2 separate regions of the Homo sapiens genome follow, and region 2 is linked to region 1. The links are chromatin contacts, found by Hi-C or POLR2A ChIA-PET in ENCODE. All regions are on one chromosome and are shown on one strand. Each heading gives the region's core, a stretch centred on a gene start or an enhancer-like site at or near the end of the contact. The rest is flanking DNA. Distances are from core to core; before and after follow the strand shown. Region 1 holds the start of WDCP (WD repeat and coiled coil containing). Region 2 holds the start of CLIP4 (CAP-Gly domain containing linker protein family member 4).

Region 1 (6,805 bases), core at 2,618-5,117:
GGGTCAAGTGATTCTCCTGCCCCAGCCTCCCGAGTAGCTGGGATTACAGGTGCGTACCACCATGCCCAGCTAATTTTTGTATTTTTAGTAGAGACGGGGTTTCAACATGTTGGTCAGGCTGGTCTCGAACTCCTGACCTTGTGATCCGCCCGCCTCAGCCTCCCAAAGTGCTGGGATTACAGGCGTGAGCCACTGCATTTTAAGAAGAGTCTTCAGGCTATGATATAGAAAGGGAGTGAATATGAGATTGGGGACGAGATTGAAAGCAGGGAGGAGAGACTGAAGATGGGGAGATTAGCTCAGGGGCTGCTGAGGGATGAAAAGGCCTCAGGGAGATGCTTTCTGGGACCCAGCAGCAATGTTTCCTGCGTGGGCAAAGAAGCCTGTACTCCAGGGGATATCTGAAGTAGTGGCTGGGATTGGACAAGGAAGATGGCCTGGAGCCAAGAAGTTATCCAATTTCCTGGGGAGGGGAGCTGTTCATATTAATAATATCTGATATGAAGTTTGCCCATCAAACCCTGCAGACAATGGGGGCTTTGGTATTAATTAAATTTCAAGAAATAAAGAAATGGCTATTCCTTGCACACCCAGACCCAGTAATACAAGGACTTGGGAAAGTGAGACACGGAAGGGGGATAAAGAGGATCACTTAGGAGAGAAGGTGGGAAGCGAGAGTTCTGTTTTGGACTTGCTGACCAGGGAGCACCCTGGGACGTCCAGGGAGAGGTTCGGCCGTAGGTCGCAGGGCTGGGCTTAGAAGCTTCAATGTGGAGGCCATGGGAGTGGACAGGGTGGCCAGGGAGTCTGAAAGCGGCGGCAGGATAAAGCGAGATCCGGAAGCGGGCAAGGGAGCGCTTCCCCCTTCCCCAGCCTGGGTCTGTCCCCACAGCCGCTCACAGCCCGGCCCGCAGGGAAGCGACCGAGGGGAGGCCCGGCGGGGGACGCGCTAGGAGGAGGTCCCCGAGCAGCGGGTATCCGAGAGCAGGTCCTGCTTTCCAGAGCTCGCCGAGTAGGGCAGGGAAAGCGAAGCCGAAACCCAGGCTGGGGTATCAGCAGCAGCGGATAACCGAACGACTGCAGCCGCGACAGGAGAAGCCCGGGGCGGTGGCGGGCCGCAGACCCCCGCCTCCGGGCCGCAGACCCCCGCCTCCGAGCTGCCGCCTACATTCCCCTAGGTGAGCGCGGAAGAGGATGGCGGAGGATGGTCTCCTAGACCCCCAAGAATCCCGTCCGGCGTCTCCGCCTGCCTTCCCCATCCAGCCCCCCGACCCTTCAGCACCCTCCACGCCACCTCCGAATCAGACCCCCGCCCTCCGGGCTCCGCCCCGGGACCCCTCCCCTCCCCTGGCTCCGGAGGGAGCCCGGTACCGTCTCCGGGGGAGATGGTCTCGATCTCCACGCCCATAGCGGTCCCACAGGCCCCGCCTCTGGGGGGTCCCTGCTGCTGCCCGACCCCGGCTCGGCTCCGGCCCCAGCCCCGCCGTCGCTCCGGCTCGCCTCCTCGCCGCCACTGCAGAGCCGGAGGAGGTGCGGCTGGAGTCGGGACCTGCGCGGGGAGGGGCCACTGGCAAGGGGGCGGCGGGGCGGAGCCGCGCGGAAAGGTGGGGTCGGCCGGGGCGGGGCCCGGGGGAAGGGACCCCGCCCGGCTGTTAGCGAGCCTGGCCCCGCCTGACGACATTAACCCACTGACCAGGGAGCGTGGTAAGCACAACCACATCCTCCATCCATCCATTCATTCGCGCATCCGTCCAATAGACATTTATTTAGCATCTAATCTGTAGTAAGCTCTGGGAAGTCAACCCAGTCCTACAGACTTGTGGGGGGTGGGGGGCAGAAGGGGCAAAGGCCGGCGATTAAACCATCATTTTATTTTTATTTTTATTTTAGACAGAGGATCTTGCTCTGTCGCCCAGGCTGGAGTCCAGTGGCGCGATCATAGCTCACAGCAACCTCGAACTCTTAGGCTCAAGCGATCCTTCTTCCTCAGCCTCCACCCAAGTAGCTGGGACTAGAGGCGCGAGCAACCACGCCCAGCTAATCTTTTATTTTTTATTTTTATTTTTTGTAGAAACGGGGTCTCGCTGTGTTGCTATCTAATGAAACCATCACTTTAATTAGATGCGCTCAGTGCCGTGCAGTTCAGAGCGTTGCGGAAGCACAGAAGAGGTTCCTACCCTCGCTAGGCGTCCTGGATCTGTAGGAGCAGAGCTGGGGGAGGGAGGGAGGACACCAGTAATTGCTGACTCTCCCCCATACCCCTAAACCCCTGTTCTCCATCTCGTGTAGTTCTGCTCGACGCACATTTATTGGGTACTCAATTTTCAAGGCAAAGAAATGCGCCCTGGGGATACCAATAGAATTAAGACAGGTTGGCTGTCTTCCAGGTACTAAGTCTGAGAGGGACGGGGACACACAGTTACTGCATGGAGTGATTAGTGCTGTGGAATGAATGAATGAATATGTAAATGAATTCTACTTTGAGTTCCTCCTCCACCAAAAAATACATTCAGGAATCTAGAAAAATATTTTTTGGAGGAGGTAATATTTGTTTAAAGGGTAATTGGGACTTTTAAAATTTTTTCCCCCTCATTATTACCTGCATTGTTCCAAAAATTGATGTGAGGCCAAGTATATCAATTTTTGGAACAATGGCTCACACCTGTAATCTCAACACTGTAGGAGACCGAGGCAGGAGGATTGCTTGAGCCTAGAAGTTCAAGACCAGCCTGGGTAACATAGCGAGATCCCGTCTCTCTCTCTCTCCTTTTTTTTTTTTTTTTTTTTGAGACAGAATCTTCACTCTGTCGCCAGGATGGAGTGCAGTGGCACAATCTCGGCTCACTGCAACCTCCGCCTCCCAGGTTCAAGCGATTCTCGTGCCTCAGTCTCCCAAGTAGCTGGGATTACAGGCGTGAGACACCAGCGTTCGGCTAATTTTTAAATTTTTAGTAGAGACAGGGTTTCACCATGTTGGCCAGGCTGGTCTCGAACTCCCGACCTCAGGTTATCCGCCCGCCTCAGCCTCCCAAAGTGCTGGGATTACAGGCATGCCATCTTTATTTTTAAAAAAAGAAAAGAAAAGAAAAAGAAAAACATAAAAACTGATGTGAAGATATGATTCTCCTGAGTGGCACTGGAAGATAGGCATGGGGAGAAAAGCCTGGCAAACTGGTCCAGAATGAGCCCCAAGGGTGTTCTTCCTCCATTTCCTCATCCCCACTCTCCCGGATGCTTAGGTCCCAGATGAGGTTGTCTGCATCCCTGAAGGTGTTCTGGCTGTGTTGTTAAAGAAAGATGATTGTCGACTGTACTGTGAGGGTCAGGACCTGGAATTCCTCATAGGTCTGAAGAAGCCTAAGGGACGCACTAAATCCATAGGCTGCGGCCAGAGCAGGCACGCTTAGGGTCGGGGTAGAACAGGGATTTGTAGCTGGGACAGGCCCATGCAGCGGCTTCAGCTCAATGCACAGTATTTTGTGTACAGATAAGAACATTTTCCTGAGAGATTTTATCAGATTTTAAAGAAGGTTAAAAAGCCGTGGTGATCCTAGGGCTCCTGGACTCCTTAGACAAGAGAACCGACGAGAAGTGGGGAAAGAGCTCAAGTGCTTAAGGGAGGGAAAATGTGGCGGGCTTGCGGTCGGTGGTTTTACGGGGACTACCACTCCCAGCGATCCGTGCGGCAGAGCCAGAGCTTATTGGCCAGTGGGACGAACCCTCTGCTAATGTGCATATTCAAAAGCCAATAGACGGGGCCATCTCGGAGCGTGCCTATCCTATCAGAGGACCACCCACCTATCAGAGGACCGATATCACCGCCCACCTATCAGAGGACTGAGGGCCGGTGCTTCCGGTGGCTGCCCAGAACTTCTTATGTGCGGCGGCGTGATGTTGGGCGGCCACAGAGAGATTGGTGTTTTTGTGAGGCAGTGAGACCTAAGGTATTTCATCTCCACTGCTGCCGGGCCTGGCGGGTGTGGGGAGGCTGTAGGGGGTCAGGAGGGAAGTGGATCGGCTCTTGGTGGGTAGGGGGCGGGAAGGAGGAGATTCAGGCGTGCAGAGAGGATGAGGAGAATGGGGCGGGCCGCGTGTGAGGGGTCGCGGGATGAGGATCGAGCTAGGGGTGGGTGTAAATGAGGGATTATGACCGTGACTCGTGAATAACACTCCTGGGAATATGTCCCAAGGAAGTCATCCAAAGTCAGGAAATGCTTTAAGCCTTAAGACCTCGGTCCGAGCTTTATTTATAGCGGGTAGCGGGATAAAGTTGGGTACAGCTAGGAGCAGTTCAGTACATTATGTCACTTCACTGAGTGTATGTGAAGTGGCCTCTAAAACTAATTTATTAAACTTTTAAATAACATAGGGAAATGCTAATATATAATGTTAGATGAAAACCGTGATACAAAGTTGCACAGTATAACTGAAAAAGTTTGACAGCCAAACTATGCATAGAAGAGTCTAGAGGGATTAGTCATAATTTTCTTTGGATGAATGTTTTTTCGTTAACTCTTCTTAATTTTTTTCTTGTGTATGATTTTTGTTTCCAAATAAGTGTAAAGAACTTGAAATCATTTTATAGTGGAAATACAATAAACTTGGAAAACAAGTTGGGGGAGGGATGTACTTTTGTTTAAACCTGCTGGAAATGCCAGTTCACCTGAATCCCTTGATTCTCGTCATGAGTTGTCTTTAAAGAAGATGAAAAACAGAATTAAATGGTTATATACTGAGCACCGGCTCTTAGTTTTCTGACCACCTCTCCGGAGACCTGAACTAATACAGTGGTCTTTTCCCTCCTAAAACACCCAGGGTTCTTGATTTCATGTTCTCCAAAAAACTTATACTCTGGAGATTGTGAAACAATAGGTATACAATTAGTTTCAGGCAAAATCAGTAGCGTTGGGGAATGCCTGAAGAGCATTTAAACCTTGGTCCTCCTGGCCCTCTGATCTTATACAGTGAGGTTCTCCACTACCTTGACTTTAATGATTAACCCTATGTCAGTGATTTCCAAATCCTTACCTCTGACTGCCTAAGGTACATTGGTACCATGTAGACATCTTACATGAAGCACATGTTAATTTCAATTTGTCACATACTACACACGTTCCTCCCCTACTGCCCCCACCCCCACCTCCCCAACAGGGTCTCACTCTGTCACCCAGGCTGGAATGCAGTGGTGTGATCATAGCTTACTGTAACCTTGAACTCCTGAGCTCAAATCCTCTCAGCCTCCATAGTAACTAGGACTGCAGGTGTGGGACGCTGCACCCAGCTAATTTTTATTTTTATTTTTATTATTTTTTATTTTCCTTTTTTATGGAACGCTTCACAAATTTGCAAGTCATCCCTGTGCAGGGGCCATGCTACGCTCTGTATCATTTCAGTCTTAGTATATGTGCTGCCAAAGTGAGCACCCACCTCATTTTTAAAAATTTTTCTGTAGAATTGGGGTCTCCCTGTGTTGCCTAGGCTGGTCTTGAAATACTGGCATCAAGTGATCCTCCCACCTCAGCCTCCCAAAGTGCTGGGATTACAGGTGTTAGCCACTGTGCCTGCCCTTCCTTTCCTTTCTTCCTTCCCTCCCCCTCCCCCTTCCTTCCTTCCTTCCTTCCTTCCTCTCTCTCTCTCTTTTTTTTTTTTTTTTTTTTGAGATGGAGTCTTGCTCTGTCACCCAGGCTGGAGTGCAGTGGCGCAAACTCGGCTCACTGCAACCTCCGCCAGCCGGGTTCAAGCGATTCTCCTGCTGCAGCCTCCCAAGTAGCTGGAACTACAGGCACACACCACCACGCCCAGCTAATATTGTATTTTTAGTAGAGACAGGGTTTCACCATGTTGGCCAGGGTGGTGTCGAACTCCTGACCTCAGATGATCCACCTGCCTCAGCCTCCCAAAGTGCTGGGATTACAGGCATGAGGCACCACACCCAGCCTGCCCTGCCTTCCTTGCCTTTGAAACATGCTCTGGTTAATGGTTCAGCAGTTTCTCAAGCTAAAAATCTGGGTGTTATCCTTAATTCTTTTTTCCTCCTCACTACTTATATCCTATCGATATCACTGTCTATTCCATCTGCCTTAAAAGCATCTCTTGAATATGGCCTTCTTTCTCTACTGAAATAGTTGCAAACTTGCTTCATTTTCACTTTGTGGCATTCAAATTACTTGTCAACTTTCTTCCTTCTCAGGTCCATTCTGCATATTGTTACTTGAATATATGCTGGTTCCCCCAAGATTCCAAATTCCTCAGCATGCCCTTTATGATCAGAGAATAAACTTAGAAAGATATATCAATATCTGATAATATAAGGTTTTAATTGCCTTGTTAAGACATTTTGAGGCTTTTTATATACTGTAGATGTGGGGATTCATCAAGGGTGTTTATGCAGAAGAGCAAAATGATCACCGCTGTGCTTTTTTTTTTTTTTTTTTTTTTTTAAAGATAATTCTGCCCAACAACACATAGTATGCAGGCTCATTTGGAAAGTAGAGACTGGTATCAAGGGGACCTCTCCTTGTTTTACCCTAATAAAAAGGGAGAAGTCAGAACCTGGGCTAACACAGGAGTAGAAAGGAATGGAGCAGATTTTTGTAATTATCACTGCGTTTTTGAGAAAAATGTGCCACATTTCTTCTTGTTACCGAAGATGACAATATTAAAATTCATTCTTCTAAAAACCTCAGTAAACTGGCCCATGCAGTGGCTCACGCCTGTAATCCTAGCACTTTGGGAGGCCAAGGCAGGAGGATCACTTGAGGTCAGGAGTTCAAGACCAGCCTGGCCAACATGGTGAAACCCAGTC
Region 2 (7,336 bases), core at 93-2,592, 5.1 Mb before region 1:
TCTTACAGTCCAGATAGACCGTATCAAATGAAAGCATTTAAAAAATGCATCATATTTACGAAAGCAAAATAAGCTGGAACCAGGATGGTTCTCCAACATAAAAACGCAGACCAACTAGACTCCAGCAGGTTCAAGTCTCTGCTTTCCTCCCCAGTTGCTCAATGCCCCGCACCACGTGATCCTGTGCTGTTTAGACGACTCACTTTAAATTGTGCACAAGATTCACAAACAACAAACGTCAAAGTGAAAGTGAAGTACAATTTAAGTGCTGGCGGATGTTCCTGAGGAAGGTGTTTACTGAAACCTTTCAAAGGCGCCCGTTTTATACGATGATGGTGCTACAATATGAACGCAGTCTAGTATCTCAGAACATACAGCAAGTTATTGTCCCATAGGAACATCATCCTCTGATACGTATCAAAACACTGTCTCAGCACAGAGCTGAAAACCAGAGTCTGGATGACGTGAACAGCCTGACATCTAATTCAAAGCTCTACCATCATAAGCAGTGAATGGGATCCTTAAGGATGCGGGCTCAGCTCCAGCGCTCCTTTCAACTTCCCCTCCCAGGTGCGGATGGTTCAGAATTAAGGGATCTCAGGTAGCCAAGGACTGCAAGGACAGCCATTTGGTTTAGCTTTGAAGACCCACTGGCCAAAGGTTTCTCGACAATTTAATGCGCAAGGGGAGTCAAGTGAGAAATGGGAAGAGGCCGCGTTGGAAAGCCACTGCGCGTGCGGGGACTCTCGGGGCAGCCGCGGCTGGCGGTCGTGGCCCAGAGCCCAGCTCCGCCGCCGGGTCCCGCACACCCCGCGCCCCTCAACCTAAAGTTGGGCCGTCCGTCAGCGGCCGCCACGAGGAGTCCCCATCCCCGCCGGGTGGGCCGCTCCGCCCCGAGAAGGCCTCCCCGCGGCCAGCGACACCGGTGCCCACGGGAGGCGGCCGCGGGGCTTCCACAGCCCCCAGCGCCTCTGCGCGACCCTCCCGGGGCCACTGACCTCCCCGCGGGCCCCCAGGGCCGCCCACCCCGGCCCCAACCCCGCCGCCGGCCAGCCCGCGGCCCGGGGGGGCCCCGCGCGCCCCCGGCCCACCTGCCTCCTCCGGGTCCTCTCGGAGCGGCCGGCTGGGGACGCGGGGGCGCGGAGGAAAGGCCGAGAGGCGCGCTCCCGCCGGCGCTGTCTCCCGTGGCCGCCCACGGAGCCTCCCGCCGCGCCGCTCCACACCTCTCCGGGCCCCTCCCGCTGCCTCCCACGCGGGGTGGGCGCGCGCGCAGTGCAGGCGGCCGGGCGGCGCGCAGGCCTCGGCCACGGCCCCGCGCACGCGCTGGGGACTCGGTGGGGACGGAGGAGGCAGCGCGCGCCTGCGCTGGCTCGCCTGGCTCCCGCGCCCCCGCACTCCCCAGCAGTCAGATGATCGGGCGCACGCGGGGCCGCGACCCCGGCTGACAGCGTCTGCGGGGTGTCGCAGTGTTACCTCCCCCGCCGCGAAGCCAGGCGGCCCCGGCACGCCGTGCGTGCCCACCGCCTTCACAGCCCTCAGCCTCGCGGCCTCACGTCTCTAACCTGCGGCGCCCCCACCAGCTGCTGGGGCCGGGGACCTAGTCTTACCCGTCTTGGGCTCCCCAGAGTCCAGCCGAGCGTGGTCAAGAGTACATCCACCAGTTCCCTGCTGGCAGCGCTTGCTGTAAAAGGCCTAATCCGTGCTACACCCACGTTGAGCAATTAGTTCATATCTCCTGCGGCTTTGCTGCCTCTTCACCCACGTTTTCTCCTGACCCCTTCTCCGTCTCCCAAGGACCAGACAGGGTGAAACTGTGCACCTAAAGTCGTGAACTCTGACAGCCTGACTCTCTGTCATCTGGTAACAAGAAAGCGTTACTGGACACATAGTGAGTCCCCTTAATGAGGAGACCTAGTAAGACCATGACCGAAGTTTGAAACATGGAGACAACAGTGTTACATCTATCAGCTGTCTCTGAGGCCTACAGCGGCTGCTTCATAGAGGCTGTACTTCTGTGTTCAGCGCGCACAGTGCCTGGCAGGAACAGATGTTGAATGAACGTCTGTCAGTGTCTCTGCAAGAGCAGAGGTAAGCGCTCACCGCACCCCGGAGCATCTTTTCCTGTTAGAATCATTGATTTCAGGGACTGGAAAAAGCCCCCTTCCCACTTGCCTGAATCCTCCTTACAGTGTCTTCCCACCAAGCAGTGGTTGAACACCTCCACTAACAAGGAACTCATTACCTTTTAAGGCAGCCATTTAATCTTTGATCAGCCTTTTGGAAATTTTCTACCTTAGGAGCTAAAATCCAGCTCCCTGCATCTCTCCCTCACTGGATTTTGTTTCTGCCCTGGGGACTCTTAAGTCTGACTCCAATTCATCCAAGACACACATTACCTGTCCCTTAGGCTACTCCTGATATGACCTGGTCACAATCCCACTCACCAGCATGTTGAGGGATTCTCTTGGATGCATTCCAGCTTGTCCAGAGCTCTCTTAAATGTGATTATCAGGAATGAGTGGGTGGCCTGCCAAGTGCGGAGAGGAAAGAGACTGCCACCTCTTCTTAGGTCCTATGCTTAACAACATTCACCATATCAAAATAGTTGCTAGGAGCAGTCACATCACATTGTTGAATCGGGTGGAGCACACTTGACTAAAACCCACAATATTTGAATACATGACCATCCCTGACCCTGGTCAGCTGCCAGTTTCTCTGTCTCTGCAGGCTCAGCATCTGCGAGTGCTCTCAGAGATAATGTGACACGGATACTTCCTCCTCCCTCTGAAGAGTCCACCTCCCTTTCCCTGCTTTCATCATACCCTCTTCTTGTCTGACCCACCCATCTCTTTAGCTGGTTAAAAGAAGGAAGGCAATCTGCCCTTGGTTGGCTTCAAGCACCTATAAATGAGGCCAATTGTCATTGAACCACAGAAAGTCATAAAGATCTGTGTGTAACAGAGTAGCTATTGGTGAAGTTTCCAAACGTATACAGTTCACTTTTATTGCTGATTTAAATTATCCATCTGAAATACCACTATTAGTAGGTGACAAGGCATGGCTAGCTCAGTTGTTCTTAGTTATAATAAAGATCTCTGTTAGAACCAGCCAGGCCACTGGCTTTATCTGCTACACCCAAACACTGTATGATACATAGGCAAATTCCCAGGATACCAAGCCACCAGAGTCTCCCACTCACTTAGTTGCCTTTGTTCAAAAATCTGACGTTACTTCTTTATACCATCATCAAGAATGCAAGTGCTCGTTGGAGTCATGCTTCCTAGAATACCTCGTGACATACAAGCTTTAGAACCAGGTATTGCCCAGTTAACCAGAGTGAGACTGGACAATGATATGTGGCCAGAACTTGGAACTTGAACTATTCATTGGGGTGGGAAGGCACATGGGGATGTGGACCAACTGTAGCTGCTGAGATTCAATTCTATCTGGAGACACAAAGTTCCTGAAAAGTATAGCAATAATCCACAGCGTCAGGAGGTGATCAACTTACTGGTCAACATCACAGTGTGGAGAAAGGGCATTACTCACTGACCACTGTAAGGCACTTGACCTATGGAAATCTTGTCTTCACTTTACAAATGAAGAAGCAGACTCTGGGAGGCTGCGTGACTTGCTCCATGTAGCCAGGGGCAGAAATAAGATTCAAACCTAAGTCTGTCTGATCTGAAGGCCTATGTTGATTCACTACTTTGCTAACCTACACAGGCTGTCTTTGGGGGCATTAAAGACCCAGAATGGCTGCATAGAGCAGCATTCAGGAATTCAGACACTCGGCAGCAGGAAGATCTGTCAGCAGCTCTCAGGACCCCGACCATGATAAAAGGGTTAGAGGAAATAGCAAAAGAAGACAAGGTCACTGCTTTTACATGGACTGGATATGGGATGGAATATCATCAGTTTCTAATTTGTGAGTGTATAGGGGGCCTAGGCCCTTAGGACCATGAGAGACACCCAACTGTCAGAATTGGGGCACCAGATTGGAGTTCAACTAGCAGAAGTGCTTAAATGCAAAAGATCAGAGCACTGGGCAGAGCCCCTAATATCTTCCTGTCTGTGATGTTTACAGGTGTGATCATCAGCATAAAAAGCCCAACAGAATCAACAAAGTATTAGAAGTAATGTTAGCTCAGCAAGGTTGCCAAGTACAAGATCAGTTTCTAAAAATCAATAGTTTTGTCTACATCAGCAGTAAGCAACTGGGAAATGTAACAGACAATAAGAAACCATTCACAATAACAATAAAGTTTAACAAACTCTAAAGCATAATATCCAGGAATTAACCCAACAACTTGCAAAAACTTTAAGGAGAAAATTTTAAAACTCTATTTAAGGACATAAAATATTGAATAAGTGGAGAGATACAGCATGGATAGGATGACTTTACATTGTAAAAGTATCCATTTAGTCTCCAAAGTAAATGTTATGGCAACCAAAATTCCAGCAGAAACTAAATTTTTAGGGAACTCAACAAACTTACAAAATATATAAGGAGAAATAAATTTTAAACAGTTAAGTCAATTATAAAAACCAGAGCAGACCTGCCATGCCAGATATTATGTCATTGCCACATAGTAATAAAAATATTATGGTACTGGTATAGGAACACATAGAGCAAATAGGAAACAGAATGAAGAACTCAGGAGCAGACCCACGTATAAATGCTACCTCCATTTACACAAAGGTGGTACCACAGATCAATGAGAAAAATATAAATTATTTAGAAGACGGCATTCGGGAAACTGGCTTTAATTTATCAAGGAAAAATAAAGTTGAGAGCCCCATGTTCTGCCATATACAAAGGTGAACTCCAGATAAATGGCAGACCTACATATGATACAAAAGAAAATGCAGGAGACTATCTCTATAATGTGGGTTAGGAATTTACTTCATAAAACAGGTTTGCAAAAGCACAATCCTTGAAGCAAAAAAAAATTGTATGACTTGACTGCATCACAATTAAGGGTTCTGTTCAGTTAAGAATACCATAGAAAAAATTAACAGATGGCTGACAAATTGGAAGAAAACATGTGCTATGTTCAAAAGCAACTAGGGATTAATATCTGAAATGCATGAGGAACTTTTCACAAATCAAAAGGAAGTCAATATAAAATATTTTAAAGGCCAATATAAAAATGAGAAAAGTATAAGAATAGACAATTCACAGAAGGAAAAGCCAGAATGGCAAGCAAGCATTAAAGAGATGCTCAACCCCACTTGTAATCAGAGTGGGAATATAAAGAGTGTGACCCCATAGCCACCAATATGCTGGTCTATGTTTTAAAACCCGCTCCCCAGGGAAGGAAAAGTCCTAACGTACAGTGTTTGCCAATTTCCATGGTGCAAATACTCTGAGCACTGCCAGTTTCCAGCTACCAGTGTAGCTTGAGGTCACTGAACAAGAAGTTGGGAAGAAATGTGCTTTATCAGCTCTCATGAACTGTTTTCAACACACCACTGCTTCACCCACCAGCATGGCAGAAATCAGAAAGATAATCCCAAATATTGGCAAAGATCTGGGGAAAGATGCACTGCTGATGGAAATTTAAACTGGTAAATATATTCTGCAGATCAACCTGGCAGTGCTTAGTGAAAAAAATTAGCAGTATGCTTTATGACTCAGCAGTCACCCTCCTGGATATGCCTCAGAGAAACCCTTACAGTGGTTCTATAAGCACCTTGTTCATGCAGTTTCCAGGAAGTCAGTTTCTCATTCACTAGGTGACCTTATTCAGTCTATGGCTTTAAATATTGACCAGGCGTGGTGGCTCACACCTGTAATCCCAGCACTTTCAGTGGCCGAGGAAGGATCACTTGAGGCCAGGGGTTCAAGACCAACCTGGCCAACATGGTAAAACCTGGTCTCTGCTAAAAATACAAAAATTAGCCAGGCATGGTGGCGTGCACCTGTGATCTCAGCTTCTTGGGAGGCTGAGGCAGGAGAATTGCTGGAACCTGGGAGGTGGAGGTTGCAGTGAGCTGAGAGCATGCCACTGCACTCCAGCCTAGGGGACAGAGTGAGACTCCATCTCAAATAATAATAATAAATAAACAAATATCATCTCTGTTTTCCTGATTTCCAAATTTCTATCTCCAGCCCTGAACCTCAGATGTATATCCAACTGCCTACTCAACATCCATTCTACAGCATACATTACATATCACAAATAGAACATGTTCAAAATGGAACCCTTCCCCATAACCTTCCCTATGTCAGTAAATGGCAACTCTATTCTTCTTTTTGCTCACTGGAGTCATCCTTTCTTCCTATCATATTTTTGGATTCTCCAAACCAAACTCCCTGTCTTCATTCTTCAAAAAGTTTATGATATCATTTATTAAGTAAATTCACATACCATAGAAATCCTTACAAATCAGTAGCCACTGGAGACCCCAGGAACCTCCTACTGCTTCTACCTGGGCTTGCCCTCCTCTAATCCATCTCCTTTGTCAAGGTTGCAGGTGGGGACTGCCTGCTGAAGTAGACCACAAACTGAAGAGGACTCCATTGAGCCGCACGAGACTTATTATCTGAATGGGGCTTCTCATTCCTGGTTGTGCATTAGAATCACCTGGATATCTTTTGCAAAATAAACCCTTAAAGACCTCCTCAGATATTTCCATTCAGTTGATCTAGTTTAGTTTCATGCTATTCTATGTTTATTCTTTTTTTATTTTTTTGAGACAGAATCTTGTTCTGTCACCCAGGCTGGAATGCAGTGGCGCAATCTCAGCTCACTGCAACCTCCACCTCCTCGGTTCAAGCGATTCTCCTGCCTCAGCCTACCGAGTAGCTGGGATTACTGATGCACACCACCATGGCTGGCTAATTTTTGTATTTTTAGTAGAGACGGGGTTTCGCTATGACGGCCAGGCTGGTCTTGAACTATTGACCTCAACTGATCCACCCACCTCAGCCTCCCAAACTGCTGGATTACAGGCATGAGCTGTCATGCCGGCCCTATTCTATAAATTTATTTTCCCTTTTCTTAGCCCTAGTTCCTGAGAAGACACTAACAAAGGAATTTGCATGTTCCTACATGGGGCACTGCTCCCCAGACCCTCCAGTTGCTGCCACTCTCAGACACCACATGATGCAAAGTCTTCTTTATAATTACAGCTAGATTGGAGGCATATGTTCTAGTGCTCTATAACTCTGTAGGATAACTATAGTTAACAATAATATATTATATGGTTTCAAATAGCTACAAGGAGGATATTGAATGTTCTCAACACAAAGAAACAAATGTTTGAGATGATGGATGTGCTAATGACTGTGATCTGATCACTATACATTATATGTGTTGCAACATCACTG

The links. Hi-C counts contacts between places; a loop is a spot of excess contacts on that map. ChIA-PET counts read pairs that join two places held with the same protein, here RNA polymerase II (POLR2A). Pooled maps may share reads with other maps.
Region 2: a pooled map shows a loop between it and region 1 (2.1-fold over the local background). The contact joins the promoter of CLIP4 here to the promoter of WDCP in region 1. A Hi-C loop is called at or near these places in 1 of 50 pooled maps. POLR2A ChIA-PET finds 5 or more read pairs at or near these places in 2 of 52 experiments (GM12878 and PC-3).

The regions. Positions count from the first base shown.
Region 1 is chr2:24,044,453-24,051,257 of GRCh38, reverse strand. It overlaps WDCP (WD repeat and coiled coil containing), which reads left to right and starts at 3,867. Exons shown (of 4, transcript NM_025203.3): 1 at 3,867-3,944. It overlaps FKBP1B (FKBP prolyl isomerase 1B), which reads right to left and starts at 1,517. Exons shown (of 4, transcript NM_004116.5): 1 at 1,372-1,517. The coding sequence starts at 1,408. It also overlaps the pseudogene RNU6-370P. RefSeq lists a silencer at 1,356-1,655.
Region 2 is chr2:29,109,421-29,116,756 of GRCh38, reverse strand. It overlaps CLIP4 (CAP-Gly domain containing linker protein family member 4), which reads right to left and starts at 1,342. Exons shown (of 16, transcript NM_024692.6): 1 at 1,092-1,342. LOC105374386 (a long non-coding RNA gene) reads left to right here and starts at 2,013. Exons shown (of 3, transcript XR_007086265.1): 1 at 2,013-2,088. RefSeq lists silencers at 692-931, 1,122-1,481.